2 separate regions of the Homo sapiens genome follow, and region 1 is linked to region 2. A link is a loop called in an ENCODE intact Hi-C map of the cell type or tissue named here. Cell type or tissue: thyroid gland. All regions are shown on one strand. Links, peaks and the distances in the headings refer to the core of each region. The heading gives the core; the rest is flanking DNA.

Region 1 (16,064 bases), core at 5,098-13,097, 52 kb after region 2:
GTGGGCAACAGTCACCTAGCACATGCCTGGTAGTTCAGCTGTAATGTGGGCTAAAAGCTGATGGAAAGCCTAACCCCTTTTTAAACAGTATTTCTATGACTGGCTGAACTCCGTGGTGGATGGCAAGGCTGTGTCCTACATCAGTGAGAGCCTGCCCGCTGCAGCCAGGAGGCACCTCACAGAGACTGGAAGCACAGAGGGAGGTGGGCCAGCTGGGGCCCGAGGATCCAGACTTGGTGAGACTCACAGACCTTGGCCCACTACCCTCCTCCCTCCTCCCTCCTCACCCACTTTTCTCCCTTCTTCACATCAGTACTGGTGGCAGCACCCTGAGCTGAAGGAGAAAAGTTCATATTCAACATCAGAAGTTATTTTATTTGTATGTCGCTTTGGTGAGAGCTCTGTCCTGTAAGAGGGGACCTTTCTCATCTAGGAGAAAGTCTACCCGTACCTGTCCCCATCTGAGCTATTAATTCTATAGATTCTGGAAGGAGAAAAATGAAAGTGAAAAGTAGGTAAGAAGAAAGCATGGCAGACATGCGCTTGGAATACGGCTGAAGACGGTAGATGTGGCAGGTGGTAGGATGCTGTGGAAAGGGACTGAAATCTGAGGCCTGAGTTTGAATTCAGGCCCTCCAAGCACTTTGTAACCATAGGCAAGTCACCTAAACTTGCTGAGCCCCAGCCATAAAATCTATAAATTAATAAGATGGAGATAACTACCATAGTTGTCCTGTCCACCTGACAGCTACTGGAAGGGTTTATGGAGATAACATAAGTCAAAGTGTCTATGAGAGTTCATTACAATAATTAATGTGATGACTATTTTTAATATTATTAGGTGAGTAACTAGTAACACCCACTCTTTCTCATAGGATTTTTTAAGGACCTCATGAAGCATGAGAAAGATTTTGAAAGATGGTAATTGTGCTTGGGTGGAGATGGCAGAGCTCAGAAACAGAAGGAATGGCGTGAACAGAGCCATAGAGACAGATATTCAGGGAACCTTCAGCAAATCGAGAGAAGTCCAGGCAGGCTGGGACTCCGCTGAGAGTCGTGCTGTGTGAAGGAGGCAACTTGAACCCAATAAACGGAGGCTTTTTAATAACAGGTTAAGAAGCTGGGACTCCACTGAGAGTCGTGCTGTGTGAAGGGGGCAACTTGAACTCAATACACGGAGGCTTTTAAATAACAGGTTAAGAATTAGGCTTTAACTCAACAAACACTGGGACAGCTTTCTTAAGTAACAGTGTAACTTGACCAGGGCTATGCCTTAGTGGGACTATCTATTCATGTAACCTATTAAAATTTGTGTCAGAAGATTAATAATGTCATCCCAGGTGTTTTATTTTCTATATTTCAAGGTTTAACTTCAACACTATTGTTGGTTTTTTGGGGGAAAGTGCAGAGTGTTGTTAATGTTGGCAGGCAGGAGGGCAACACTTGGTCTGTCCACGAAGCCTCCTTCATCTCTAGTTCTGACTGAGGGTTGACTGTTAGCCTTCGGTTTCCTTTGTCACTGTATTGTAGGGGTTATTTTAAAATATTATCTTCAATTTATACTTTATTATTATTATCATTATTTTGAAAAGGGTCTTGCTTTGTCGCCCAGGCTGGAGTACAGTGGTGCAATCACAGCTCACTGCAGCCTCGACATCCTGGGCTCAAGTGATCCTTCCACTTTGGCCTCCCGAGTAGCCGGAACTATAGGTGTGTGCCACCATGCCCAGCTAATTAAAAAAAGAAAAAATAGAGACAGGGTCTTGCATTGTTCCTGAGGCTGGTCTCAAACTCCTAGGCTCAAGTGATCCTCCCACCTCAACCTCCCAAAGTGCTGGGATTACAGGCATAAGCTACTGCACCTGGCCCATACTTACTATTTTAATTCACTTTTGAGATCATTTTTGTTGGTGAAAGCTAATATTTAATCTCTTTATTATACTACTTAGTAGAAGTCTTAGCAACAAAGCAAAACGCTACCCAACTATGTGATTTTTTTTTTACTAGTTATCATCTTTCTTCTGTGCACATTGTGAAAAAGTTTTTTTTTATGTTTCTTTTAACAGCAGTCACTTTTACCTAAGAAATCTTTCTATCTCATAAAGAAATGCAAAAGCTATTGGTGTAGCTTAATTTGCCAAAATTTTTCTGAATTGATGTTTACCAAATTTGGCTGAGCAGATGTAATTGGAAACCATTGAATGCTTTGTTTCTCATTCCCAGATTTACTATTGATTAATCTGTGTTCTTTCTTCCACATGTGAGAGGTTTTGATACAAGTGATGACTATTGTTATTTTAATTCTGTGAGACTCTCCCCCAACACTGAGCCATCTCCCACTAAATTATAGTAATACAAATGCTGTCCAAACATTTTATTAAATGAAGAAGTTTGCTATTTCTTATTTCATTTGCTACTGAGGAAGAGAATGCTTGATATTTTTTTCAATTGATGAGAGTATATTATACTTCTATTGCTTTCTATTTATATGGAATTTGTCCCCATCAGGTTCAGTTATGTGGACATCCTCAGCATCTCTATAAACGCATTCTGGGAGTTTGAATTGTGGAGGGTGAATCAGCCTAGCTAAATAGGTGAGTCAGTGTCCAGAGAATCAAAAGACCAGAATTCTCAGTTCAGTACATAATAGCGTGTGACCTAAAGCACTGAGCAATTATACTTGATCATGTACCTGCATCGAAGCTACACACAAAAGACAAATGAGATCACACTTAAAGCTGAAAATAGTGAGCCTCTAAGAGTAAAGATCCTTTGTAATTTTAAAGTACATAGGGGCCGGGCGCGATGGCTCACTCTTGTAATCCCGGCACTTTGGGAGGCCAAGGCGGATGGATCACCTGAGGTCAGGAGTTCAAGACCAGCCTAGCCAGCATGGTGAAACCCAGTCTCTACTAAAAATACAAAACTTAGCCGGGCGTGGTGGCACGCACCTGTAATCCCGCTACTCGGGAGGTTGAGGCAGAAGAATCGCTTGAACCCAGGAGGCAAAGGTTGCAGTGAGCCAAGATCGTGCCATTGCACTCCAGCCTGGGCAACAGGGCGAGACTCCGTCTCAAAAAAATAAATAAATAAATAAATAAATAAATAAATAACATAACATAACATAACATCACATAACATAACATAGTACATATCATGATGGTGTTTTGCAGCTGGGGTAGCAAAAGCTTGGAAGATTGGATGGACATACCTGATATCCATCATGATAATGACTGCATCCAGATGAGGACATCAGAGGGTAGTAAGTGCTCTGCAAGAGATAGATGGAGGGTTTTGTGGGAGCTCCGTAGCAGAGTGCAGAGGAAGGTCACATAATTTAACCCAGATATGCTCCTGAAAGACTATTTCTACTTTCCTCCTGCTCTTTTTGGTACACACCAATGAAGTTGAGAAGGCCCATTAGAAAATATATCAGAGTTGTAATAATAATAACTAACATTTATTGAGCATTTACTTTGAGCCAGCCCCATTCTAAGCACCTTGTGTGTATTTGCCCATTTAATCCTCATGGCTCTTTGGGATGAGTAATAGTATTATCAGTGATTTCCAAATGAGAAAGCAGGCTTAGAGAGTTTAAATAACTCCAGCAGTTCAGTGTATGAGGGCATCGATCTTTTGTTTACAACAAGTGCTGGGCTGAATCCTTTGCTCTTGACTCCCTCTGTAATTGTCTGTCACTTAATTTGACCATTGTATTCTCTTGCAAGTAAAACAAATGCATGAGATGAAGAGATTTGGTAAAATGTTGCTTTTGAAAATGAACTCCCTAAGCAAAAATGCAGAGTCTCTAGCATATATCAGACAGGGGGATCAGCTCTGGAGGCACATAGATGATGAAGTCATGGCCCCTTCTCTCGGAATTGTTGAGGAAGACAGACGTGAACCCATAAATCCAACTGCACATTGTAGGGAAATACAGCAGCATGGGCGCTGGCACTCTGTCTCTTCCCCTATCCCACAAGCTGACCACATCTCCAAAGGAATGTGATCACAAAGGGAAATTGTTTATCTTCACTGGGGATGAGGGAAGTAAGGCACCCAAATGCACTCGTTCTGAGGAGTTTTTGCTGAATGTATTGCAGATGAGACCAGAGAGAATTGTGTAGTTGGAGTCAAACCCCTCTTCTGAGTGTATGTAGCATCTCAAGAATCAAGTAGGCGACATCCTGGTGGGGCTCTATAAGTCCCCACATTAGAGGGCTGAGAGCTGGGAGCCACAGGATCAACCCCACTCGGACTGTAGAAATGGCAGGTGTGACGCAAATCAATATGACAGGTGCTGTCTAGCAGTGCACTCAGAGAACTGCAGGAGCCAGGGCTGAGAACTTCCCATGGAGATGTGTTGATGGGAGGGCTCTAGAGGAGGGGAAGGAAGGCTTCCAAGAGGAGCTAGAGACTGAACAGGAACTTGAAAGATGAGGAAGGGGGCAGGGAGGATGGAGTGAAACAGGGAGGCGTTCCAGGGAGAGGTTGCAGCTTTCCTAGAAGGCTGAAGCTGTGAAACACATGGCACATTGGAGAAACAGCAGCAGTTTTGCAAGATCCTAAGATCATTCAGGCTGGAGCATGGAGATTGGATGGAGACTGAGAGGTGACCAAGGCTGGACAGAGGAGGCAGGGTAAGAAGCTGCTGTGAGTCACAAGAGAGGTGGTGCAGAATCGGTGGAGCAGGAGATGAAGCAAGTGGGTCGTGAGGCACAAGGGGAAGGGTAAAGTTGAAGCAGCGGGTGAGGGCCGGGCGTCGCGGCACCCAGCACCGAGCTGGCAAAATGAAGGAAAAGGCAAGTTTGAAAGGGAAGGCAGGGAGTTCTGTATGGGACCTGGTGAGTTTGGGGTCCCCTTGGAGATTTCCAGGAGAGAGTCGAATGCGTGACTTTATTGCTCAGACAAGGGGTCTATGGGGGGACCTAGCCCCTGCCTTGTTCGGAACAGCCTGGCCAGTCAGTCTTCTTGTGCATAGATTGTTGTCATAAAGTATGAGACTACCATGTGTTACACAATAGACCACCAGGATGGCTGAACAGTAGAAAAGAACTTTATTGGCAATATCAGTTTGCACACCGGGAAGAGACAGTCTTTGGCGTGTATGGAAGGTGCTCTCTCTTCAAAGAGGGAAAGTGCAGGCTGGTTTTATGCCTCCCAGGTTCCATATTACACAATAGAGTCAGATATATTCAGAAAGCTTTGGGGAAAAATCTATACATATTTATGAGGGGAGTTAAGTGCAGGTGCCAGGGGTAAACATATGTCCAACATACATCCCATGTTCACTTTGGGGCACAGTTGTAGCATTAAAATTAGATCCTAAATTTGGCTCTTTACATCAAAAGGCAAATGATAGGACACAATGACATTTAGTGTGCAGCACCTGTAAGCTGCTGAAACTGGCTTGGGGTCTGCATTTGCTTATCGGGAAAGAATGCCTGGAAGCCTGGTTCCCTGTCCAATCAGAGTTGCAGGGGTCTGGGTTGTAAATCAGAGTTAGGAAGAGTCTCAAACTTCGCCTGATTATTCTTGTTATTAGGGAGACTAACAAGGGTGTGGCTTTTCCTGTAGCTGTAGGAATTTAGGAGGTTGTGATGCCAGCCAAGCCCTGAATCCTCGACCCCTGGGTAACTTTTGTTTCTTTAACCTTAGAATCCATCTTAGCTGATGAAGGGGCAACTGTCTTGGTCTCTCAGATCACACGTGAATGGAGAGTGAAGATGAGACCGACTGAAATTTAGAGTGCACAGAGGACAGATCACACAGCTTAGTCCTGAGGCAGGCTATTCCAGCACATATTTTTGTCTACAGAAACTCTCATTTCTGGTTAAACACCCAGGGAAATCCCCTTCCCCCTACTATCTGCTCCGAACACCAAAAGGCAACCCATGAAAATCTTTTATGTTAATTTCTTTCTTGTGTATTCATTACACATCTTCTTGGCTCTTAATATAGATGGATAGATACGCATATTTTTACATCCACACATATACATACATAAACACACACATATATACTTACATATACACAGGTGTGTATATCTGTTAAATGTGGTAATTTACATACCCAGCAGCATTGTATGAAAGTGTATGATTCATTTTGTCCTTACCAACATTAAGTAATAGCATTTCAAAAATATTTGATAATTGCATGGGCAAAAACATATTATTGTTTTTATTATATATTTTTCTTTTCTTTTCTTTTCTTTTTTTAAGACAGAGTCTTGCTCTGTTGCCTAGGCTGGAGTGCAATGACATGATCTTGGCTCTCTGCAACCTCTGCAGGGAGCAAAGCGATTCCCCTGCCTCAGCCTCCAGAGTCGCTGGGATTACAGGTGCCCCCCACCATGCCTGGCTAATTGCTGTATTTTTGTAGAGAGGGGGTTTCACCATGTTGGCCAGGATGGTCTGGAACTCCTGACCTCAAGTGATCTCCTCGCCTTGGCTTCCCAAAGTGCTGGGATTACAGGCGTGAGCCACCATGCCCAGACTATTTTATTATATATTTTAAATATTATAATTCTTTTTACAGCTTAAATTAGGACTTAAAATGTTAATTTTTCCTCAAATAAAATGCATTATTAATTTCTAATGTTATTTTATTCTCAGCTGTGTTTGCCTAACTGCAAATGTTCAAAAGAGCTTAAATACCACAGAACCAAAGCTATTTTAATTTTTTAAAAGATCTGATCATTTCCCTTTAGTAATTTGATTACTTTAAGATTTTAATTTAATATGCAGCTTTTTCATATATATTCTTTTTACTTTACCTCTATAATCTCTGTATTTATAACACATGCCTTAAAATACCAATTGCATATATTTCTTTTCTTTTGGTTTTTGAATTATCATACAGTAAAATTGACTTTTGGCTTGGTGTAGTTCTGTGAATTTAAGTCTAGACTTCTGTGACCACTAGAACAATCAAGCCGGAGAACAGTTCTGTCTTTCCCCAAAATTTGCTCATGCTGCTCCTCCCTGCTGCAACTCCTGGCAACCACTGATGTTTTTCTTCATATAGTTTTGTCTTTTCAGGAATGGTACATGCAATTACATAGTATCTTATTCTGCATGTCTTAAATTGCTCACCTGGCTAAACATTTTTCCACAATTAGTTGGAACTATGATTTTTGTATCCTGTATAGCTTGTGCCTTTGCAATTTATTTTCTTGGGTCATAAACAGTGCCTTTCTTACAAATTTGTATACCCATATTATGTAAGAATGGCGTTTACTTACTTCTGTTACACTAACCATAGCTATTTCCCTGGGTAGGTCTTTACTGTTAAGTTTGGTTATTTTCTTTAAATGTATAAGACCTTACCAATAGGAATAACACTTGATAAATAATATTGTAATACTCTGGTGATCCAGTCTGATGCAGTATCCCTAAATCTGGGAAAGGTTGTAAAAAAAAAAAAAAAAAAAAAAAAAAAAAAAAAAGATGCTATCTTAAAGATGCATTTTTTTCTGGCATGTAGAAGTTGGAAACAGACTAAATATGTAGCTACAGACTTTAGTAACGCAGATCGTAGAGCTACTGTCAATAGGATGTCATGCAAGAATGACAAGGAAGCCTGAGAAAATGTCAGAGAAACTTGAAAAAAATTTTATAGTAAAATGTTAACTTAAAAAGCCAAATATAATTCCATACCCACAGGATGATCATAGCATGTAAGAAAAAAAAAAACACAAAACTTGCTAATTTAAAAAGACTAGGGAAAATAGATCAGAATAGTAACTGATTTCTTTTATTGGTGGAAATCTGGAGAGACTTTTTACTAACTTTGTGTGTCTTCTTTATTTTTCATCATGATCACCTAAAAAGTGCTCTGAACTACACAGAGAAAAGCACTCTGTGTAGTTCGGGTGTAAAACGCTGCCATCTGCCTGAAAAACTCACACCTGAGCTTGCGGTTCTATTGAATGATGTGTGAAGATTACCACACAAATACCTATTCTGTCTTCTAGATGTCAGGTGTATGTCAGGTCATGTCTGACATACATTTCTAAAGGTCTGTGAGCAGACCTTTACAGAATAGTGCAAGTGAATCTGGTGAAACGGCCGTTTAATCTGCATTGCTTATTAAGTAAGAAATCATTGTCTAGGAAGACCTTCAGGGGGACAGAGGGTTTTGCCCCAACTCTCTTCCTTGCTGTAATGGAAGCCCTGGTCACCCTGGAGGTTTCCATCTTCTCTTCCTGGGGCAGCATTTCCCAGACGCCTGCTGGGCTACTGTTGCCTGATTAGAAACCCACCCTGGGAATAGCAGGGTGACACCAGAAAAGGTCAGGGTGCTTTAACTCTGGCTTTGTGAGTTAGTGATCCCTCTAGACTCAAACAGAATTAAGGAAATCTTCAGAAAGTCCCAACAGGGCAAAAACTCCCGTAACTGAAGATGATTCTTAGTGATTTTTCCTGATTTGTGGAGAAATGAAGTTTTGTCTAAAAGACCCAATTGGCCCAGGAAAGAAGGGATTCTCAAAGAAACTCTCTCCAGAGAACTCACAGCTGTTAGCCCCGCTCCTGCCTGGGAATTCTAAACTCACAGGGCAAAGGGCGCCTCCTAAAGACAAATTTGTAAGTCATCTACCTGCTAATTCAGCAACGTGACAGATACGGAACCCAGCAAATCATGATGTTTACCCAACCATCTCCTTTAGATAAAACTTCCAAACTCTGCAGGAAATTAGGACTTCATTAATATCTGTGAAATTAATGCCCGTCAAAAGCTCCTAATTTGTCTCTCTTGTGGAGTCAAAGAACACTGGTATTTAGCATACTGGAGATCCCTTTTGTCTTAGCTAGATGAGGTATTACAGGCCCAAGATCTCCAGGTATGTTACTGATTCTCCTTCCAGGTCTTTATTATTTCAAATAGTTTTCTTTCTTTATACAAAGGCAGAAAAGACAATCAATGCTTTGTTTCTTATCTTTGGCTTACTTATGAAAGCTTAGAAAAAATTATAAGTATAAATCATCAAAAAGAGAGACGGAGCAAGGAAGTAACTTTTTTGCTGAATATCAGATGATAGTTTCAGATTAATGGGACCTCGGAAAAGTAGGTAAAAAAGAAGAGGTATCTAGTTCACATAAGTGGCCAGAACACTCAATAATGGAACAATAGATGAAGAATTAGACTAGATTCCTGGATTTGTAGCTAACACTTTGATAACTATCATCTAAACCTCTTGGAAAGCATAATTACTGATTTTTGGGCTTTTATGAAGTATTTTGTTCATCCTTATATGAGAAAGCCCTATTTTATAGTAGTCAATTAGTTTGGAGTTTTCTACGTGGTTTGTGATGTTCAAAGGCTTAGAGTGTGTGTGTGTGTAACTGTGAAGAAAGCAGACCTTTTTGAAAATGTCCAGAGTAAATAAGGATCAGCTGCCGAATGCCTTGGGCCAATCCCATTACACACATAAATAGACCATGTAAGAATTTTGCGGTGTCATATTTAACTAGTGTGACTAAAATAGACTCGCTCTATATAAACTCATTTTCTGATTACTGTGTGCTGTTTCCTGGGCACCTACTTGAATAACAGAAGACATAAAATATTGGAAAACTTTTGCCTCACTCTCCAACCATTGGGCCTAACTCCATTAGGTTGAATGGAACTAACTCTTGAGTTACTTCTCAAAAGCAAGGTTGAGTGCAGACTTCCAGAAAGCCTCTCCCCTCAGCAAGTCAGTGTGTGGTTTTGGGTGAGTCCAGCAGTGTCCTCTGCAGAAGGGGAAGTGAAAACATTTGTTCACATGGATAGTGGACCTATGTGAGGTTCTGGCTGTCCATGATAAAGCACTGGTTAAGTAGACATGGGGCACCAAAAATAATATCTTTTATAGCCCCCAAACAGCGTTTGTCTTTTGTCTTTTTCCAGGGCGCAACCATGTCGCCATTTCTTCGGATTGGCTTGTCCAACTTTGACTGCGGGTCCTGCCAGTCTTGTCAGGGCGAGGCTGTTAACCCTTACTGTGCTGTGCTCGTCAAAGAGTATGTCGAATCAGGTAAGCTTGAGGGGATTTTCAAAGCGGGGGAGGAGGAGGAGAATCCTGCTATGAACTGTGTATGAAGCAAGGTCTTCCAGGACATTTGACATCATCTGGTGGAACCAAATCCTGCCATTTAGGACGCTGATGCCCAGCAAAGCCAAGGACTTCCTCATGGACACACATTTCGTGATGGACTCTAAACCAGGACCCGATGGCCCACCGGTGCTCTATTGCACTGTATCATTTTTCCCACATATACAAAGGGAAAGAGAAAGCTGGGTTGAGGAAATTACATAAGGAGTTAATGGGAAGGAACTCTAATGAGCTGAAGTAGAACATAGCCCTATGTGGTTAAGCCTGGTTACTTTAAATAAGTCTAGGTAGATTAAGACTGCATAATCTTCCAACCAACTCTAAAGACTGCTTACTGCTGCTTTGGCGAATCTTCAGTGGATATTACAAAGCATCTATAATTAGCCATTAGAATCCAAATTTCAGAAAACGTACTTTTGCACTCACTAAGGTCTTGGCTGAATGAAAGAATAGTGATGTTTCATCAAGTTCAAATACAGGCAGCTCAAGGTGAGGGGGAAAGTGGGACAGCCACCCAACGTCCTGTTTGTGGGTTCAGAATGTTCCATTCCAACAGTCTTATGTGTAGGGAATGTCTCTGTGGTCACGTCGGCCGGCTTCCACTCTCCAAGATCTTCACCTCTGCATTGGAAGTTTGCCACGGATTTCCAAAGGAAAAGTAGGAGGGAGTTTAGATCCCACAACTCTCCTGACTGCACACCTTTTCTTGTTTCCCTACGTGCATTTTGATTTTAGCAGACACTTTGTAGGGAATGATAATGATGATGGATGCAGGCTTGCAGTAACTATGGAAGCCATCACAGTTCACTTACACAAAAGTGTTTACGGAGAGACCACTGCAAGAGTGCTGGGACCAGAGCATAGAGGGAAAAAAAGTCAAACAAGTAAGCTGAAGGAACTCAGGAAGACTGCCTTCCCTTTAGAGCATCTATTCTTGCAGAAGAAAGTGGCAATAAACAAAAATACAAACAGCAGGTAATGAAGGAACAAAAAGCAGTGTAAAGAAGAGAGGGACTGGGGGCAGGGATGTGTGTTATTTTATATAGGGTTGTCCTGCAAAGGCCTGTGAGCGAGGGACATTTGCAGATACAAGAAGAAACTGACTCAGACTTTGAGAACCTCCTGCCAGATGCTCAGAGTTCAGATTCTGGGGTTCCCAAACCTACTATTTTGCATCCCCCACCAAAAGCCTTTTTGCTTCACAGCTGACTTTGTCCTTCCAGCCACTCTGAACACATCAAAGCCAGAGAGACTGTCTGAATCATCTTGATTTCCTTTCTGCCCAGAGTTCTCTCCTGTTTAGTTAAAAGTGTGAATGCCACTTGCTCCCAACCTAAAACCTTTCAGATGTCACAGACATCTTTGAAGTGTAAAACGTCTGAGTTTTTCAAAGCCGCCTTTGACTTAATGGGTCTCCTGGATCCAGTTCTCTTTACCATCTCAGGTCTCCCTGACATTTGCTTCCTGAGGGCTTTTTTTTTTTTTTTTTTTTGCATTTGGCCTTGCCTTTGAACTTGGTCTAATGAGCCATGTGGATCGAGAGTCCTTGTCAGAAAAGAAGGAAACTGGTTTTCCTAAATATTAGCCTGTGGAGTTGGAGGGAGTTTAGAGATTTTTGCTTTTGATTTTATTTTGGGCTTGTTCTGAAAAGAAATCACTCTGAATATTATCATTCAATATTTACTTCTACAGGATTTAAACACATTTCAGTTCTTGGGGTGTAAGGCTGCATTTTCCACAATGAGCCAACAGAACAAGGACAAACAGGCTACGGGGCTGCGGGGTTGTGAGTCGTTAAAACGGTAACACTCTACATAGATAGGGCCCTCTGTTTAGGTGATTACAAACGTGGCGAATGAAAATGTAAAAAGTGCCTTGCTTTGGGGACTTTTGCCCCTTCTCAGGGTATTTTTGGCCCTTTTCTCCAGGCACAGAGAATGGTTACCATCAAAAGGAAGTATCGGAAAGGGAAGCTTCAGGTCTGTGGAAGTAAAATGTTACCGTGATCATTAATATTGCCGTTGGTTTCTAAAAAGCCCAATCTCCAGTCCAATTTTTTTTTTACCAACCCACAAAAAATGTCCCCTTTCTATTCCACGTTTAGTAGTCTCATGGTTTATGTCTTTCCTAGCCAAGTTTATCTAACATTTGAGTTTCAAGCTTATTCAACTCCTTGTATACCCCCGAAATAAATATTAATTTAACAAATGCTAAATGTCTGCTCTGTTTAGCTTTGTGTGTTGGACAGAAGGGGCCCTCGAAAGTTAGAAGGGCTTTATTTCCTGGCTTTAAGCAGATTTTTCCCCTTTTGCTTAATCGACATCTCTGAATTGCTAAATCTGCCACTTAATGTGCTTATGTCACAAGAAACAAACACTCAAATGCAGGTTTCTGCTTCTGAAATGATTAAAGAATAAATACCAGAGAAAATCCAATGTGCGTGAAAGACAAGAAAAAACTTCTTAATTAGTAAACTCTTTGCCAATCACAGAGCGGCTTTAGGGAGGTTTCCCCTAGACTGACCTTCCTGTCTACAGATTTGTTACTATTTCCAGGGCTCCTGCCTACCTGCCTTTACTCACTTGCAGGCTGGCAGTCGGCTTCAGCCTTGCTGGCTCCATGGGTAAAGATCAGCACCACCTCTCTGACTTGCTCATCAGCTTTTGCTGAGGGTGCATGGTACATGTAAAATGTATCTTCACCCAAGAATTAGAGAAGGAAATAATGGCTCATTATGTTTTAAAGATCATTGTCTCTTACTGTATTTATGTCAAATGGAAAAAAATGTAAATATTTCTTAAAGGAGCATTCATTATGCGCTGAAATTACGCCACTATGTCTTTCAGATGAACACACAGTAGTTTTGTATTGACTATGTTTAAGCTGGGGCCAGTGAGGTTAATCAGTCATAGGATCAACACTACAGATTAATAAAGGAGAATCTCAAAGGCATAAAAGATTTTTTAAAAAGTTTGTTGCTCAGGTGTTTAAACCCAGAGTGAAGCAACTAACTGTTGAATAGGAAAATAACATTTTGAAACCAACCCAATAGTCCCATAGACAGTTGTTTTTGGCTGATTATAGAAATGGACCCTTCTGATCTTAAAGCTTGGAATTTACATTTGTTTTATCTGAGTTTCTTCCTCAAGAAAGGATCCCCACACCTCTCAAAAAAAATATTAAAGAACTGAAACTCACCAGATCATGGCATCCAGAGACTGAAGCGCCAGGCCCCTGGTTCATCATGATTGCTTACTTACCCCTCCCAAGTTCCTGTTTTCTCATACAAAGTTACATTTCTTCCCTGCTATATAAATCCCTAGTTTTAGTTGGTCATGGAGATGGACTTCAGACTGAGCTCTCATCTCCTCGGCTGCAGCACCCAACTAAAGCCTTCTTCCTTGGCAATTCTCGTCATCTCAGTCATTGGCTTTCTGTGCGGTGAGCAGCAGAACTTAGAATGCCTGGTGTTTTGGTAACAATTTCCAGTCCAAGGCATTAGCAGATTGTTGTCTGAATTATCAACGCTGGACTTATAAGGTTCAATGCATCACCTTGCATCTGGACCCGGGGACTGTCTCATTCTGTCCCATATTGTCTCTGATTGTTTATGTGCTACTTTTGTCTTCCCAACAGAATTCTATATCCCAGAGAACAGAGGGAGCAGGTGCTACTGTTGAGTTGAACTGAATTATTTTCCAGGCCTGGCTGAAGGAATAATGAGACCTTACGTTTCTGTTCCTAGAGAACGGGCAGATGTATATCCAGAAAAAGCCTACCATGTACCCACCCTGGGACAGCACTTTTGATGCCCATATCAACAAGGGAAGAGTCATGCAGATCATTGTGAAAGGCAAAAACGTGGACCTCATCTCTGAAACCACCGTGGAGCTCTACTCGCTGGCTGAGAGGTGCAGGAAGAACAACGGGAAGACAGAAATATGGGTAACGTTGCATAAAGTGTATGCACATAAGGGATAAGCATGATGGTAGCCGATGACTGGCTCAGAACTCCCATGTCAATCTGAGGGTGTGATTACACTGGCCTCGGGTCACCAGGCTCCCTACCACTTCCTACTGGTGATTTGATAATGGCGATGGTTATTCTTTATGGGCTGTAGAACACATTGACATCTTCAGATCTCTTTGATGCCTACATCAAAGAGATGTAGAAAGTCTCTTAGACTATGATAAATTATTTAAAACTGTTAAAGCAGGCTTGGAATATCTCAAATTCCCCTTAAGTGGGGGATGAGTTTTTGTCTATCAATCCAGTTGTCAGTTTCATTCACTTTTTCAGTTTTGGGAAGAATATTTGTATATAAAACTTAATCAAGATTTATGAAACAACAACTCTAATGCTTTTTAACTTAGAAATTACTTGTTTAACCCAGTAGACTCAGAACACGTTAAGATATCAAAATCTTAATTTTATTAAACTTCATCAATACACTTTTAAAGTAAGTAAAAAGCTATCAGAATGCGAGAGGATAGAACAAAGATCCATTTAATGTTTGGTCTTCTCTCTCTATACTTTGACAATTCCTACAATTTTTTTCAGCTGTAATGAACTTAGCTTACTTTGACTAAGAAGTGCATCATACACAATTCATCTTAGCACACCAAGTTGTCAAAAACCTGGATTATGGTAGTAAATATTTAGAAATGTTAAAAGGAGGAGTAAAATAATCAAAGCGTTAAAAAAATTCCAATGAAAATTTCTGGGGCACAAAATAAAAGAAAATATATCAGTAAGAAACTGCTTTTACATGATCTGAAATCCAGAAAATGTTTTCAAATGTTTATATCATCTGTGCCAAAGGAGAGAATCCTGACTTTCTGCTTCTTACTTTCTATAACTCAGATTTTTAAACATCCACCCAAAAGATTTTAAACTCAGATTTTAAGAAATCCACCCAAAAGATTTTCAAGAACTCAGATTTTAAGAAATCCTCCCAGAAGATTTTCAAGTCACAGGTTTCAAATGGGAATGATACAAGCCTAAAAACTAGGTTTTTGTGTCAGTTTTGTATTTTTGACCTAAAAAAATGGATGCTTTTTAAGAAAGTATAAAAATCTTTGCTCGTATCACTAAAGTAATCTTTAGAGACAAATATATGCCAAGATTTTTTTTAAAAGGTGCTCAGGCCCATGCTTAGATATGTCCAGGTAATTTAGTTGGGCAGTATCTACTCAGCACTTGTGTGTTGGCTTGGGAAAAGGGTTCCTGGGGCCGGGTGTGGTGGCTCATGCCTGTAATCCCAGCACTTTGGGAGGCCAAGGTGAGCAGTTCACCTGAGGTCAGGAGTTCAAGACCAGCCTGGCCAACATGGCGATACCCTGTCTCTACTAAAAATACAAAAATTAGCCAGGCGTGGTGGCAGGTGCCTGTAATCCCAGCTACTTGGGAGGCTGAGGCAGGAGAATCACTTGAACCTGGGAAGCGGAGGTTGCAGTGAGCCTAATTATTTTATTAGGTAGAAGCAGGAATGGGAGAAACTGAGGAAGACCAGTTTATTTGGTCTACCTAATTTTTTTTTTAAAGAGTCGTCAATTCCCCAATTTTAAAAATACGATTCTATTCATGTTTCCTTCTCAATTAATGAAAGGATAAGTCGGAGGGTGAGTATCTTTTTGTTAAGTAGTCTTCACTGATAGGCAGGTTGCTGTTCTATTTGTATCTCTTCAAGTTGCATATGATTTCTTGCCTAGGATTTTGCTGATTTCATCCTTAACAGACTTTTCTTTGCATTCTAGGATTATTTAGACATAAGCACATGGTGGCATTCAGATGCTCATTTAACCAACTAGCACATTTTTTGCACTTTTAAGCTTTGGTGGGTTTTTTTGTTTTCTTTTTTATTTTTTTGCCAAGGTTATTTCTTAATTTACTTTTATTTTAAGAGCCAACAGGTTGTTGGGACTTATATTTTCCCTTGCTTCTATTGGAATCTGCTTTTCCAACACT
Region 2 (16,064 bases), core at 4,356-12,355:
CCTCAGCCTCCTGAGTAGCTGGGACTATAGGCACGCGCTGCCACACCCAGCTAACTTTTGTATTTTTAGTAGAGATGGGGTTTCACCATGTTGGCCAAGATGGTCTCGATCTCTTGACCTCATGATCCACCCACCTTGGCCTCCCAAAGTGCTGAGATTACAGGCGTGAGCCACCGCACCTGGGCTTTTTTAAAAATCTTCTTTATAGTAGCCTTTCTAATTGGTGTAAGGTGCTGATAGTTAACTTTTTACCCAATCATTGAATGCCCAATGGCAGGGATCTCTGGGCTGATGCTACTCCTGAGTTCATTGTTTATTTCCTATCCCAGCTTGAGCATATACACCTTTTTCTAGTGTAGAATTAATGGAGGAAATACAACTCACACAGCACCTGAGGGACTAGGGAAGCCATGGAAAGGACAGTCCCTAAAACATAAACAGAATGTCCCGGTAGGTAGGGTTATCTCCACCTCCATGAGGAACCTTATGATTCAGAAATGAGTAGTTGTTGAGAATAAAGTGAACATGGCATCAGTGTTAATAACCCTGAATGTGTGGGACAGATGCTTTTTAGAAGATTAGTTACAGATATAATTATCTTTTGTATGTTATCAGAGCAGGACAAGTTCCCAGGACAATGGAGAGAATGGAAAGGGAAACTGCTATTGAATTCACCAGGCCTTTGTTGCAAGCCTCAGATCACACACCGTGCTGCAAAACCCACAGGGAGATGTGGTCAGGCAAATAGGAAATTATAATGAATTGTGATGAATTCATGAGATATTTGTACTATTTTGTATCAGTTTATAATGTCATGCAACTCTGTTTTATATTTGCTAGTTTCCTTTCTGTCTCTTTTTTCCTCTAGCATGAAACTCCATGAGGGCTGGCATTTTGTCCCTACATGTGTCCCCAGCCACTCTAACAGGGCCTGACACATACCAAGTTGTGAACAAATATGTGCAGAATGATTGTGTGTTTCAGTAGGGGACACACTTGGTATTATGTGCACAGCTAGATTTGGGGTGTCGCAGAGCTGTCAGTGACGGCTCAACTGAGACCTGAAGGGGAAGTGGCAGTGAGCCAGATGGGGGTTCTGGGAGGTAGGAACAGTGTTTGTAGAATGTCCCTGCAGCATGTGAGTCTGGAATCCCAGTGCAGTCCAGTCTAAGCCTTGCAGATGAGTGGAAATGAGCAGAGTAAGCATCACAGCTTCCATTTAAACCTCTGCTCCCCATCCTAATTTGCCATATGACCTTAACCAGTGAACTTCTTGGAGTGTCATTCTCTCCATTTGCAAAGTGAAGAAAATTGTGATCTCTGATAGCAGTGATGCTGCGAGAAAGGAGCATGTGCCAGTGTGTGGGCTATTGCTGGGTGGAGCTGGAGGAGTCAGCTGTGCCAGATCACATAGGACCTGTAAGCAGGTGAACCATATACGTTATCCTCCAGATGGGGACTGTTTATAGAGTGAAAGAGCACGTTATTAATCACTAAGCTTGGGTAACAGGTACAAACCCAGATTGTCCTGGGCAGACTGTCCCGTAGAGTTGTCCTGCGTTAAGTCATACGAAGGAGTTTGATCCTTTTCTAAGAACAGGAGGAACCCTTTAAATGCTTTATCTACCAATGTATACAAGTGCCATTCAGGTTCTCTCCAGCGTTTCAGAGAGTTTTACCTGCCCATGAACTCACAGCACTCGGCTTGCACTGCAAACTCACCTATACGTTGGCAGCTGTCTCCTCACTGGGCACTTAATTCATGAACAACTAGGAGGGAAAGACAACAAGACAGCCAGGGGTCTGCTCTTTGGCTCTTTGCATTTTTTTTTACGGGGTCTTGCTCTGTCGCCCAGGCTGGAGTGCAGTGGCACGATCTCAGCTCACAGCAGCCTCCGCCTCTGAGGCTCAAGGGATCCTCCGGCCTCAGCCTCCTGAGTAGCTGGGACTACAGTTGCATGCCACCATGGCCTGGCTAGTTTGTGCACTTTGTAGAGATGGTGTTTTGTCATGTTGCCCAGGCTAGTCTCTAACTCCTGGGCTCAAGTGATCTGCCCGCCTTGGCCTCCCAGAGTGCTGAGATTAAAGACATGAGCCACCACACCTGGCCTAGCTCTTTTCGCCTTTAACTGGAGTGTTAGCTGATATCAAGAACACATCTTTTGGGTTTTTCTTTTTTTAACCTTGTAACACCTAAAGGACTGCGGCTAAGTGTTAAAAGAAAAAAATTTCTATCTGGTGGTTTAAATATCTGCAGAAGCAGAATCCTTGTCATCCTGAAATTTTTTCCCTGTGGGCAAGAATTCCTAATAAGCGTACAATCTATTGGAAAAATCAAAAAGTAAACAAACTATGGCAATATATTCTAACATGTATTGACTTGTCACTATCGGCCGTTTGCTGTGCTAAGCACTATATGTAGATGATTGCTTGGGTGCTTTGAGAACATGTAGAAGGGAACCAAGTCCTGATTCGGAGGTTCAGGAAAGGCTTTCAGAGGACAAGGTATCGCGGGTGGGGATGGAAGATGTATGGGAATTAGCCAAAAGGACAGGGGTTCAGAGGTGAGCCAAGTCTGTCCTGAAAGTAAGCAGAAATGTTGTTGTTCTTGTCGTTTTGAGAGAAGTTCATCTCAGCTGTGTTCAGCATTTTTAGGGCATAAGCTTCAACATTTTCCGTTCTGTTTTCACTGATATGTTTTAGCTATACAAAAGCAGGCCTTCTACACAGTTTTTCAAACTCCAAGACACAGTCTACTAGTGGGCAATGACATTAATTTTGGGGGTGATAACAAGCATGAAATAGAATAAAACAGAAAATATTAAGATGCATTTCATGTAGGAAGGGTAATTATTTCATGAAACTGTATCATTTGGTTTGGGACACATTAAATCTGTTCGTACCTAAAAGAAGACATTCATGCAGCCAACAAACATGGAAAAAAAACCCTCAATATCACTGATCATTAGAGAAATGCAAATCAAAACCACAATCAGTTACCATCTCCTGCAAGTCAGAATGGTGATTATTAAAAAATCAAGAAACAACAGGTGCTGGCAAAGTTGCAGAGAAATAGGAACGCTTTTACACTCTTGGTGGTGGGAATGTAAATTAGTCCAACCATTGTGGAAGATGGTGTGGCAATTCCTCAAAGATCTAGAACCAGAAATACCGTTTGACTCAGCACTCCTGTTACTGGGCATATATCCAAAGGAATATAAACCATTCTGTTATAAAGATACATGCACACGTATGTTCATTACAGCACTATTCACAATAGCAAAGACATGGCATCAACCCAAATGCCCACCAATGGTAGTCTGGATTAAGAAAATGTACATACACACCATAGAATACTATGTAGCCATAAAAAGGAATGAGATCCCTGTCCTTTGCAGGGACATGGATAGAGCTGGAAGCCATCATCCTCAGCAAACTAACACAGGAGCAGAAAACTGGACACCTTATGTTCTCACTTATAAGTGGGAGCTGAATAATGAGAACATGTGGACACAGGGAGGGGAACAACACACACTGGGGCCTGTCGGGAGGTGGGATTGGAGGGAGGGAGAGCATTAGGAAAAGTAGCTAATGCATGTGGGGCTTAATACCTAGGTGATGGGATGATAGGTGCAGCAAACCACCATGGCACGTTTACCCATGTAACAAACCTGCACGTCCTGCACCTGTATCCCAGAACTTAAAATAAAAATAAAAATTAAAGAAAATTACATACCTATGGCATTTAGTTTTCTATACCATTCCTTTAAGTCATAGAATCAGATGAGCTCAGGGGCTAGAAGGAAGAGGGAGCGATGGGAAGGCAGTCGTTGGTCATGCCCTGGGCCTGGATCGCGGGAATCAGTCATTCAGAAAGCCCCATATGTTGGGTGGGTCTCACAGCTTACAGAGAAGCCAGCTGAGGTGTGCAGGTTAAGAAACTTGATCTAGGGTCACAGATTAAATTACTAGCGCTGACCCCTGATCTCTTGGCTTCTGATGTGGTGGTATTCTTTCCATACCTCCAGGGACTGTGTTCCCAAAGTTTGTTAGTTAGGTGGCTGTTTAGGGAAGGACCACACCTGGTTCCTGTTTGTTTGTTTCTTGGTTTGTTTGTTGGTTTGTTTGTTTGTTTGTTTTTGAGGCAGGGTCTTGTTCTGTTGCTCAGGTTGGAGTGCTGTGACTCAATCTCGGCTCACTGCAACATCTGCCTCCCAGGCTCAAGCAATTATTGTGTCAGCCTCGAGAGTAGCTAGGACTACAGGCATGCACCACCACACCTGGTTAATTTTTATGTTTTTAGTAGAGACAGGGTTTCACCATGTTGGCCAGGCTAGACTTGAAATCCTGGCCTCAAGTGATCCTCCTGCCTTGGCCTCCCAAAGTGCTGGGATTACAGGTGTGAGCCACCCCACCTATCAAGGGAAGATATTTTCTTAAGGGGAGTATGTAATAACAACCATGTCCCTGGTTTGTTAGGAAGGTTATAAACTTTGAAATATACCCATCAGTTTCATAAAGAGCAAGACAGGTTAGGAAGAAATAGTGTTCATTATACAGACTAGAGAGCTTTCAGCTTGACATTGACAAATATAAACTTGGCCACTGTCCCTCCACTAAAGCGTTTCCCTTGCTGCTGGGGAAGGACCGCCTGGTGATGTTGTGTGAGATGATGCACTTTCTTTGCCCCCTCTGTGGTCACTGGGATCACAGCTAAATCCAACTGTCTGCTTTTTCCAGTGTCTACACATAGGCTGATGAGTTCTCCCGGAAAACACGCCGCTCTGCAAATTCAGGATGCCGTAGCTCTGTGACTTCCCACTCCATCTAGGATCTCTGTCTTCCCCAGCTCCCAGACGTTTCCCTGGCCAATGATCTTCCTTCCCACGGCAGCTTCTCCACAGCTGCTCCTGCCTCCGCCGTCCCCTCGCACTCAGCAGCTGTCTTGCCTCCTGCTTCCCTGAGAAAGTACAAGTTTCCCGATTCAGAACTGCCCCCACCTGGGGATCACAGGGCTGCACGCCTCACTTTATCTGAATCCATCCTCTCATCCTTCTTTTCTTTCACAACGAAAGAAACCCCTCAGTTCCAGCCAGGCACAGTGGCTCACATCTGTAATCCAAGCACTTTGGGAGGCCAAGGTGGGTGAATCACTTGAGGCCAGGAGTTTTAGACCATCCTGGCCAACACGGTGAAACCCCGTCTCTACTAAAAATACAAAAATTAGCCAGGCGTGCTGGCGCATACCTGTAATCCCAGCTACTCGGGAGGCTGAGGCAGGAGAATCGCTTGAACCCAGGAGACAGAGGTTGCAGTGAGCCGAGATTGCCCCATTGCACTCCAGCCTGGGTGACAGAGCAAGAGTCTGTCTTAGAAAAAAAAAAAAAAAAAGAAGCCCCTTAGTTCCTGTCTGAGGCTCACCTCCCCTGGGGCCCTGGAATCCATTTCTTTCTTGTTCTTGGGAATCTCAATCTCTTATCTTCCCTGTCACCTGCATTTTCCTTCTCTCCCTCATTTCTGGCCCCATTCTCTCTGTATTAAGTGCGCTTAAATCCCTTCCTTCTGTGAAAAAAAGAATATATATCCTTTTATACCTTCCTCCAGCTACTTCCTTGTCTTGCTTCTCTTCACAATCAAACTCCTCAAATTGTTGTCTACACTTGCTGCCTTTGCTTCCTCACCCCACATGTCTTGAACGACAGATGCCTGGCCTTGCCTCTTGCACCCCTCAGAAATGATCACCCGCACTCTCCTCATGGCCGATTCCCGTGGAGTTCTACCCGCCTCTTACCTGACTTCCTGCAACCAGATGTGCCGTGAGCACACATGCATCCTGGGACATTGTCCCTCTGTGTCTCCCATGACCCCCCTGCCCATGTTTCCTTCCTTCCTTCCTCTCTTCTCCTTTGCAAGCTCCTCTTCTTTTATCAACCTGGATGACTGATGTTCCTCAATTTTCCCGCCCTGTGAGCATCCTCTTCCCTCATCAGCCTCCATACCTATCTCCTCGCTGACTGTGACCCAGTCATGACTGCCCCAGATCCTTGCCATTCTTCCCCAGAAAGTTCCTGGGCACGTCTAATGCCTCATGCCCCAAACTGGATGCACCACCTTCCCCTTTCTCTTTCAACACGTTTTCTCCTCCTGCTCTTTTCTGCAACTGGCATAGACATCACCTGCTGCACGACCTGAAATCTGTGTGTCTTTCCTTGATTCTGTCTCCCCTATCTCCATAGCTTGCCCCAAACCAATTTTATTCACTCACCCCAATTCCTCTGTGTTCCCTCCAGCCTGTCACACTCCCACCACCTCTGCTCTAATTACAGGCAGCACCGTTTCTCTTCTGGGTTGGTGTGGAACCTCCTCCCTAGCCGTGGTTACCATGGGCTGCCTTCTGGAACCCAGTGTGCCACTCCCTGCTCTTAAGTTCTCCAAAGGCTACCCAGTGCCCCCGGGATAAAGCCCAGCCTCCCTGATGTGGATTCGAAGGTTCTACTCCTTTCCTCTCCAGCCCTCACATCGGGTTCCTCCAAGTCTGAGCCTCTTTAAGCTCCTAGGAGGTCCCAGCATCCCCTCATCTCGTGGACGTCTGCTCAATCTCTGAGCTACTTCCTGTACATCTTCAGCTCCCAAGATGTCTCTTGTCCTCTGGAAAGCTCTTCCTGATCCTCCACATCAGGACTTGGCTTTCTTCCACATTGTACACTCCCTGAGGACTGGATCCACACTCTCTCTTACTCTTTTTGTTGCACTTCTAGCAGTCAGCATTGTGTCTGACACGTAGTAGGTGCTCAGTAAATATTAGTGGGATAAATAAATGAGTCATATATTTTAGAATCTGTAATGCCCAAGGTACTGTGTGCTAAGTGTTAGAGGAAAAGAATCCCAATCTAGTGACTTAAATGTCTGCACAACAGAATTACTATTGTCTTGGAAGATTTTGCCTGTGGACCTCTGGAGTTATCTAGATAAATTCTACCAGAAATCAGAGCTGAAGGGGGTGGGAAATGTTTAGAATTCCGGGAGGTGACTTGCTGCAAAGACTCCATCTCCCCTTGTCTATGGTGTGATTTTTCCCCTTATCATCCCCTTGGCATCCTGCTTTGTGGACCACTGTAATGTCAATAATTAAAAAAAAGATTAAACTGGCCGGGCGCGGTGGCTCACGCCTGTTATCTCAGCACTTTGGGAGGCCGAGGTGGGCGGATCACGAGGTCAGGAGATTGAGACCATCCTGGCTAATGCAGTGAAACCCCGTCTCTACTAAAAATACAAAAAAATTAGCCAGGAATGGTGGTGTGTGCCTGTAGTCCCAACTACTCGGGAGGCTGAGGCAGGAGAACTGCGTGAACCTGGGAGGTGGAGCTTGCAGTGAACCAAGATCACGCCACTGCAGTCCAGCCTGGGAGACAGAGCAAGGCTCCATCTCAAAAAAAAAAAAAAAGGTTAAGCTAAGAGTGATCAGGAAATAAAAGATAATATTAAAATATTCAAAAATATTCTATAAGCAAAAGAATGAGGCAACAGGTAAACATAAAATGTAGACATAGCAAAAATTCATAAGTGATTTTAATAAAGAAAAAATAGTAAAGGATAAAAGATAAAATTTTGTTTAAATTAAATGAAAAGATATTTTAAGTCTTCTTCAAAACAAAATCATAATTTTTTTTGTTAGTTTTGGGGGGATTTTTGTTTTTGTTTTTGTTTTGTTTTGTTTTTTTCTTTTTTGGAGACAAGAGTCTCGCTCTGTCACCCAGGCTGGAATGCAGTGGCGTGGTCACAGCTCACTGCAACCTCCGCCCTTCGCCTCACCTGAGTAGCTGAGACTACAGGCTCACAGCACCATGCCTGGATAACTTTTGTATTTTTAGCAGAGACATGTTTTCATCATGTTGGCCAGGCTGGTCTCCAACTCCTGACCTCAAATGATCTCCCAACCCCCTGCGCCACCACCAAAGTGCTGGGATTACAGGCGAGAGCCACCACGCCCAGCCTATAATCACTTTTAAATGTACTAAAATAGATACGAGTAAGAAAGGTAAAAGACTAAATTCAAGAATTAGGATGATAGAGGTATGCCCAAAACAAAATAAATGAAAGCATTCACAAAAAAAAGAATGTTTATCTTAAAAGGAAAGAGTAGTAAACTATTTAAGGGACTCACTTAAAAGTAGAATAAACCAACATTATGAAACCAAAGAAAAACATAATCTTTCAAAGAAGATTAGAAATAAATCCCAGCAGCAATAAAATAAAATGGGCACTCACATGTATGGGTTTCTAACAACAGCTAAACCCCAGCTAAAACAATGTTAAAGCCAGTGCTGAGGTTTCCAGCTTGTACCCCAGAAGGCCTTGGTGACCTCAGGGATGTCATAGAGGGAAAACACTGGGACATTTCCCTCCTGAGGAATGTAAGCACAGGGTCAGATAAGGGTAGAGAAGAGAGCTACACTCATCTTTGTCTGCAGAATTCGGGTGACGCGTCTTACTGTGCAAGACTTGGCACCTTGTGCATTCTGGCCCCAAATTGCATCTCCATCCGTGTGTTCTGCTATCCTTTCAGAAATGGGAAGATATGGTGGGCCCTTTAGGGCCAAGCATATCCCTGTCTTTGTTCATGGAGGCCTCTTCTCAAACAGAATCCCTATGTCCTGTTCATGAAACACTATTTGCCCCTACTATATAATTGGCATTTTTTTAAGTGTCCTATTGTGTTAGAGCTTTTCCAAGTCGCCTCTGATGTGTGGACTGACTTTCTGCTTCCTGTGTCTCTGGGAGCTTGAGGCTTCTATCCTTCTCATTAGTGGAGCTCCCTAATGACATTTTAATGCAATTATTGTCTCTTGAGTAAGCCTGAGAGCATGTACCGAGTCTTCTCTTTCTCTTTCTCTCTTTAACTCTCAGCACAGAGCTCAGACGGAACCTTGGATTGAGGAGGTTCATGAGGCCTCCTGTAGCCAGGGAATATATTTTATTTCCCTCCAGTTACCAATATGAAGGTTTCCAAACGTTCATATCATATTTTAGGCCCTAATCATTAATATTGAGAGCCCTAAGCACTCCGATTTGGGTCCATATCTAAAGGTGAGTTTTAGGGGATCTGACTGAGAAGTGTTCCGGGCCAGCTCCCTAGAAACCCTTGGGTGCACTGACTTCTTCCTGGCCAGTGTCGTCTGCTTGGTCATCAGTGTGTTCCTCCCCTCCTGAGTTCTCTCCATCTTTCTGTTCTTCTGTTTTCTTGCAGTAATCGAGGACAGGTGGTCGCTGGCACACAAGGATATTAGGAACCCATGAGGTTGTCCCTTGTAGGAGAAAAGACTGGAGAGAGGCCACTGAATCTCGTTGTGTCATTCACCCTACCTAGTCCTGCTCTGCCAGGGTCATGCTCACCTTCCAGACCCACCCAACAGTGAAGTCGGACTGAAAAATCCCAGAAGTGGGAATTGGGAGACAAGGTTGAGTGCATTAGGGGGATGTCTAGGATTCCCCCTGATTCGAATATTTTGTAGCTGTTTTGAGGGGTCCTTTTCGCATCCAGACCAGGATTTCACCTGGACAGCTGGAGTGGGAAAGAAGTGGATACATTTCAAGCTCCTAGGGCTGTAGTTAATGTGTCCTGTCATAACCACTGCAGAACAGCCAGTGTAGGTCAGAGAATGCAACCACTGGTGGCATGTATAACCCTTCACCAATAAACCGAAGTGCAGTCCCACAAACATGGGAGTCATTCAGCTACAATTAGCTTTGCTATGGACAGGAGGAATTAAAATTTAATACCGTAGCAACAGCAAAACATGATTCGTTCTACAGTGTTAGTGGGGATGGTAACACAAGGAAGGTTATGATAACCAAGTTTCTCTGAAAAGGTCAAGTGGATTTCCTCAGTGGGCTATGTTTCTGGAATATAAGGTAATGGTGAATAATAGAGGAAATCTCCCTCTAAGAATGGGAACTCTTTAATTCATCTGCATTAGTCATTCAATAAAAATAAATTAGCATACATTTTACTGGGGACCTATTTAGAGGGGTACTATGAACAGTAGCCATAAATAACTCTTGCATAGGAAGAACGTGAATTACTCTACTTTGTAAATATTAGTTTGCAAAAGTAATTGTGGTTTTGCAATTACTTTTGAGGAACGTAATTCAGTGGGAAGTAACTTGCATAATTCCAAGTTCTGAAGCAGAGGCAGCTGAAATATTTGCCATTGCAATGAAAAGGACTTTCCTCCCGGGATTCTTCCCTAGTTCCTGGACAAGGAGATTTGTTAATATTTGTAGTACACTTGAGATCTGCGACTAAAAGTGCTTTAGGAGAGAAAAGCATCACAAGAAGAAAGGGCTTTTTGTTTCTTTTTAAAATAAAATAAATGCAATTTCTTTCACCAAAAAAAAGGCGAACATTGCTAAGCATAAATGAGCACTTCCTTTTAGAAATGAATAAAGTAAAACTCAACCATTAGCAACTTCCCATAGCTAGAGCTCGCAGAGGAAAATGTTAACACATAGCATCATGTTTGAATTTTATTATTTTCATAGAGAAGAAAACCAGCAAGCAAACCCCTTCTCTTGAGAGAACAGCCTTGAAGTACTCAGAACAGAGAGCATATGTATCTATTGAAATAAAATAAAGTCACTTTTCTCCAGGAAAATACTATAGATATTTTCTCATGGAAAAAATAGACTAGACCTATGGGTCTAAATATGTAAACATAAAGAGAGATCACACTATTTATTCAAGTACTGTGCTATCTCAAGACACCCAGCCATGCTGCTAAGAAGGCGCATTATAAAGAAGCATCAAACATTCTGCAGTTTCAAAAAGTGAAACGTATATTTGCTTGAATGTTCATCTAAACACTACCCATAGGAAAATTCAAACGAAACTCCAGGGAATTTTAATCCACATGCCACATTTTCTTAGTCTTTTGCAAGATAGAGTCAGAGGATTACATTTTCTGAAAACCGCTTTTTAAAAAGCTTAAGCCCTAATCAGTTAAGTGTGACAAAGGCTTGAAATGGGATTTGGTAGCAAGTAATTAAGGATGAAGTACAAGTGGGTATATATTGACAGTGGACCCATGCTATTGTCCTGAAATTGTCAGCGGGGAGTTTATTCTTTATTTGACATTGTTTATTTGACCCAGAGCATTGCTTTGAAGATATCAATTGCTATGGAACAAACTGCTCCCAAACTTAGTGGCTTAAAAAAACAGCACCATTGTATTTGTTCTTGATTCTGTGGGCTAGGGATTTGGGTCAGCCTTGGCTTGGCGGTTTTGGTCTTCAGAGCATCCCTAGGGCCCTCTCATAAGGTTGCAGTCAGACCTGAGATGAGGTCACTCCCTTATATGGCCCCTGGGTGGATGCAGCTAGGAGGTTGAGATTCCCCCACCCCGTCTTCCTCCATATGTGGCCCCAAAGTAGGAAGTTCCTGCTGCTTTGGTCTTTGGGTGAAAAACAGGTCACGGGCCAGGCAAGATCAAGGAGGGGCAGCAGAGGGCACTTCTGGGCGAGCAGTACAGTGGCATCGCAGAAGGACAGGTGGGAGGGAAAGGGATAGGCTGCAGCAGCTGCCTTTGAAAACGCCATCGAGCAATAGTATTGCAGCCATTTATACCATAATATTTCCTACAGAGGACCTCGTTTAGTTTCCGAGATTGAGCCTCTAGTCTCGCTCTTCACACCGCTGAAGATGTGCGGTAGAGGATCTTGCTGAAACGAAAATGATTGCTGCACTCCCCTGCAAAGCTCTTTGGTTACTCCATATCACCTGCAAAATAGAATCCCGAATCTTTGCGGGGCCCGTGAGTTCTTCCCAGCCTGTGCCCTGCCTGCCAGACTCAGGTTTCCCTTGGGTCCTTGAGCACCTCGTAGCTCCCCAGAAGCCTCTTGCATTTTACAGCTCTGCACCTGATCCCAGGCCTGAGTGCACTTCCTCACGCTCACATCGTTACTTTGCTAACCCCTGAGACCTCACCTCCTCTGCAAAGGCCCCCACGGGCTGTGTCAAGGTGTCCCTCCTCTGCGTGCCCTGGCATGCTGTGCACATGGACAGCTCAGCAGCACTAACACACCCTTCCTCCCTCCCCAACTGCACTGTGAGCTCCCAAGGGCAGGCTCTGCATCTCTTTGTCTGTCTAGCCCCTAGCCCTCGGCTTGAGCAGAGAGTCCCACACATAGCAAGTGCTCAGTAAATTTTGGTGGAATGTCAGCTCAGTATAGGTAAATGACAGAGTGGAGGAGTGTCGGAGGGAAAAGACCAGAAAACCCTGTACAGGAAGAAGGCGGTGTGATCCCATGGAGAGTTGGAGCCTGGGGAGGCAGGAAGAGGAGGAACAAAGCGGTGGGCTTAGACTGCAATTGGAGGCTGAGAGCACTCTAGGTAGTCAAGAGACGCGAACAAGCATAGAAAGTAAAGCAGAAAATCTGATTCGATGTAAGAGAAATCGAGGCATGTGTCATGGTGAGGGGCTTATAGGGAAGAGGCAGTGACAAGGTAGGAGAGATGGCCCAACATCAGGACGGGCCATGGAGACCTGTCCCCATGGGGAGAGCCCTGACCTGGACTCAGAAGGCAGGGCACCCAGAATCCCACCCACGCACCTCCAGACATGCAGTAGAGCTCAGTCATAGTAGGCATGCAGTAGACCTCCCTGTCACCGAGAAGAGGAGGAGAGGCACTGGGCAAAGTGAGGTTGCTGCTTCCGGGACTCTTGGAACTGTGAGACTTACGCTCTGAAATCCTAGCTGTCACTTACTTCACTTTCGACTGAATATCTTCACTCTTGAGCCAAAGTGATTGCATGCCTTTAAAGTGAAACTGTGCGCTGGGATCTAGTTGACAAGGGACAGGGGCTATTGTTTTGTTGGGGGAGGGGAGGTGGCAGCTGAGAGCCAACCAAGGAAGCCCACCTTGAAAGAATCCATAGCCTTTTTTCAACAAAAAAACTAAAAAGTAATCACTACAGAAAATATTTTAGTGCTAAATCTTGGAAGAAAACATGATGAGTGTTCTTTTGACTCTGAGTATATAATAATTATAGCTAACATAGACTGAGCTTTTTCTGTCTACTAGTAACTGTTCTAATCACTTTGCATCCATTAACCCATTTAATCCTATTATGATCCTCATTTTTCAGATAAGAAAAGTGAGGTTAAATAGCTTGTTTAAAGCCACAGAGCTACCATACAGCAGAACTGGAATTTGAACTCAAGCAGTTTGATGCCATGATCTGTGTTCTTAATACTCCATGTAGCAAAGCCTGATTTTGGGACTATACCTTATCTACTGACTTATGTTTAAAAATACTACCTGACATTGGAGTTAATTCTGAGAAGTGGGTTTTGAGACTTCCTTCTCCCTTTATATCTCAATTACTGTTTGGGGCTATTTCCTTGTTTTGCTGTCCAATGTATTACTTATGTTAGTAATGGAGAGAACACTCACTCTGGTTGAGCATAATCATCAAGCCGGGAGCTCTGCTAAGATCCAGTCGGCTTGGCTGGGTTCTTCTCCAGGCATTCTCTGCTGGGCCCTGAAGCGTGCGTCTCTCTGCTGAAGCATGTGAACATTCCTCCTGGTGTTTAGAGAGATTTGGAAAAGGCTGAAAAACCGCATGGAACTCCGGAAGTTGTTGTCTTTTCAGGGAAAACTTGTGAGGGAGACAGGAGATGGCCACAGTGGTTTTCTTTGGGGTCCAGCACTGACCGGGGCATTTATGAGGCTGCCCTGCAGGAGAACCACACAGATGAGTTCATAGACAAGCCTGAGTGGGCTTCTCCTTCGTTCTTCCTTACCCACGAGCGTCCACCTCAATCCCTCTCTCTTTCCTTTCCGGTATCTCCAGATGCCAGGTCCGTGGCTCAATGTATTTCCTTCCTACCAGCATTATTTTGAACTGACAATGTTGTAAATTTTAAACTATATTTTAAGTAAACCTTAAAAGCTTATTTTAGAATCCTAATCTGCTTTTTCAGACTTTTATTCACCTCAGATCTCCAACTCCCTTTACTTTTTGCTTGAACTCTCCTCCCTTCTTCCTGCTTTCCTCAACTCTTTCATGCTGTGTTTAATAACATGCTAAACACATTAAAAACAGCAAGTTCTATCATATCAACATACATGCCCACACCCACACACATACGTACTGACGACTGTCACTTGCAAAGAGCTGTTAAGAAGAAAGTTTGTTTAATTAAAAACCAGCGAGAATGGTGGCCAGATTAACATTCTTGAGTCATAACTTGGAGGTTTGAACTTCAACTTTATGGAGCCGTTCTGAGAATTTAAAAAAGTAATCTATTCTGTCATACTGTGAGATCTACATAAATTATTTTTTGGCATAGGCCTTTGTAACTTTTTAATTGACTTTTGAGTCAGTGTGTTTCTGTGTATGTAAATCAATTGTAGGTTCACGTCAAATTTCTGATTGTCTCAGATATGTATTGTTTAGTAATATTTGACAGGGTCCTGAAGCACAAGATTCCAAAAAGTTCAAAAAGATACCCTTATTCAAGGAAACATTTCTTTTTTTCTTGTTTCTTTTTTTTTTTTTTTTTTTTTTTTTTTGAGACAGGGTCTCACTCTGGTGGTCCAGGCTGGAGTACAGCACAATCTCAGCTCAATGTAGGCTGCACCTCCCAGGCTCAGGTGATCCTCCCACCTCAGCCTCCTGAGTAGCTAGGATTACAGGTGCACACCACCACACCCAGCTAACTTTTTGTATTTTTAGTAGAGACACAGTTTCGCTGTGTTGCCCAGGCTAGCCTCAAACCCTTGGACTCAAGCAATCTGCCTGTCTTGGCCTCCCAGAGTGCTGGGATTACAGGTATGAGCACCCAGCCTCAAGGAAGAATTTTTTAGTCAGCAATTTGAAAAGAATAAATTTTTTTTTTTTTTTGAAATGGAGTCTCCCTCTGTCGCCCAGGCTGGAGTGCAGTGGTGCAATCTCGGCTCACTGCAAACTCCACCTCCCAGGCTTATGCCGTTCTCCTGCCTCAGCCTCCTGAGTAGCTGGGTCTACAGGTGCCCACCACCACGCCTGGCTAATTTTTTGTATTTTTAGTGAAGATGGGGTTTCACTGTGTTAGCCAGGATGGTCTTGATGTCCTGACCTCGTGATCCACCCGCCTCGGCCTCCCAAAGCGCTGGGATTACAGACATGAGACACCGCGCCTGGCCTCAAAAGAATAATTTTTAAAATTTCAAGAAACCTATACTTTGTTTTGGCTTGGTTTCTAAAATAGAAAATAAAATGGATTATTTATATTTGACCAAATAGACACATTTTCAGAGGCTGAACAATTCACTGAGTATGTAAGCATTAGGCCTGAAAATGAATACGGAGAAAAATTAGAATAGCCACGAAGTGCAGCATATCCGTGAAACACTATCTCAGGGGCGGAGACAAAGTCGCCACACTTTCTACGGGTTCATTTTGTCCTGATGGTTCCATGATGCGCTGCCTCCCAGCCAGTGTTTGCAGAAGGTTTTTAGATTCAGTCATGGAGGGGAAGAAGAAGCTGTGAAAACCAAAAACAGCACAGAGGGGTTTCTTTCTCCTTCCAGTAGGCTTCCCAGCAAATCAAGGATGACTGCCTGTAGCACGCCGCTCCTCACCTAGTCTCAAAATACTCCAGAAAGTTCTCCCTACACCTTATTCTATCCAGCACCTGAAATGCTGTCAGCTAGGATCTTAGGGGACACAGATCCTCTTAAAAATGCAAGCACTGCTGAGATTCCCTTCACCCATTAGGGTGGCTTAGGCAGTAACAAAGAGAAAATGGATATTTTCAAGGAGAAGGGGAAAGCTGGGTTTTATTCAGTCACTAAATGTTGACTGATCAAACACCTAACATGTCAGGGCTTTTTCTGGGCGTTTAAAATACAGGGGAGAAGAGAAGGAGAAAGGTACTGACCCTCGTCAAGCCTATGCCTACTTTTTTTTGGAGTAGAAAGACAATAGCTAAGTAAATAACACACAAATAAGGTAAAGTCAGGCACCTCAAATACAGTGACTTGACCACTACACATTCTGTGTACGTAACGAAATACCACA

The links. A loop is a pair of places that touch in the nucleus more often than their neighbours do. Peaks named below come from ENCODE experiments on the same cell type or tissue, not always from the same donor. Only the 100,000 strongest peaks of a DNase experiment are listed, where the experiment ranks them.
Region 1: a loop joins it to region 2, with 2.1 times the contacts of the local background. A loop is called at or near these places in 10 of 110 quality-filtered maps.

Annotation. Positions count from the first base shown.
Region 1 is chr10:6,508,972-6,525,035 of GRCh38, reverse strand. PRKCQ (protein kinase C theta) reads left to right here. Exons shown (of 18, transcript NM_006257.5): 2 at 9,892-10,018; 3 at 13,842-14,041. The coding sequence starts at 9,901. Among named protein-coding and RNA genes, the nearest start is that of PRKCQ, 63 kb to the left of the region's middle. In thyroid gland, for the core only: a CTCF peak has its summit at 8,568; a DNase peak (open chromatin) is centred at 8,559.
Region 2 is chr10:6,559,881-6,575,944 of GRCh38, reverse strand. The region is part of intron 1 of PRKCQ (protein kinase C theta); the gene reads left to right. Among named protein-coding and RNA genes, the nearest start is that of PRKCQ, 12 kb to the left of the region's middle. RefSeq lists an enhancer at 3,766-3,935. In thyroid gland, for the core only: no CTCF peak of the experiment used is centred there; a DNase peak (open chromatin) is centred at 7,814; H3K27ac peaks cover 8,000 bases.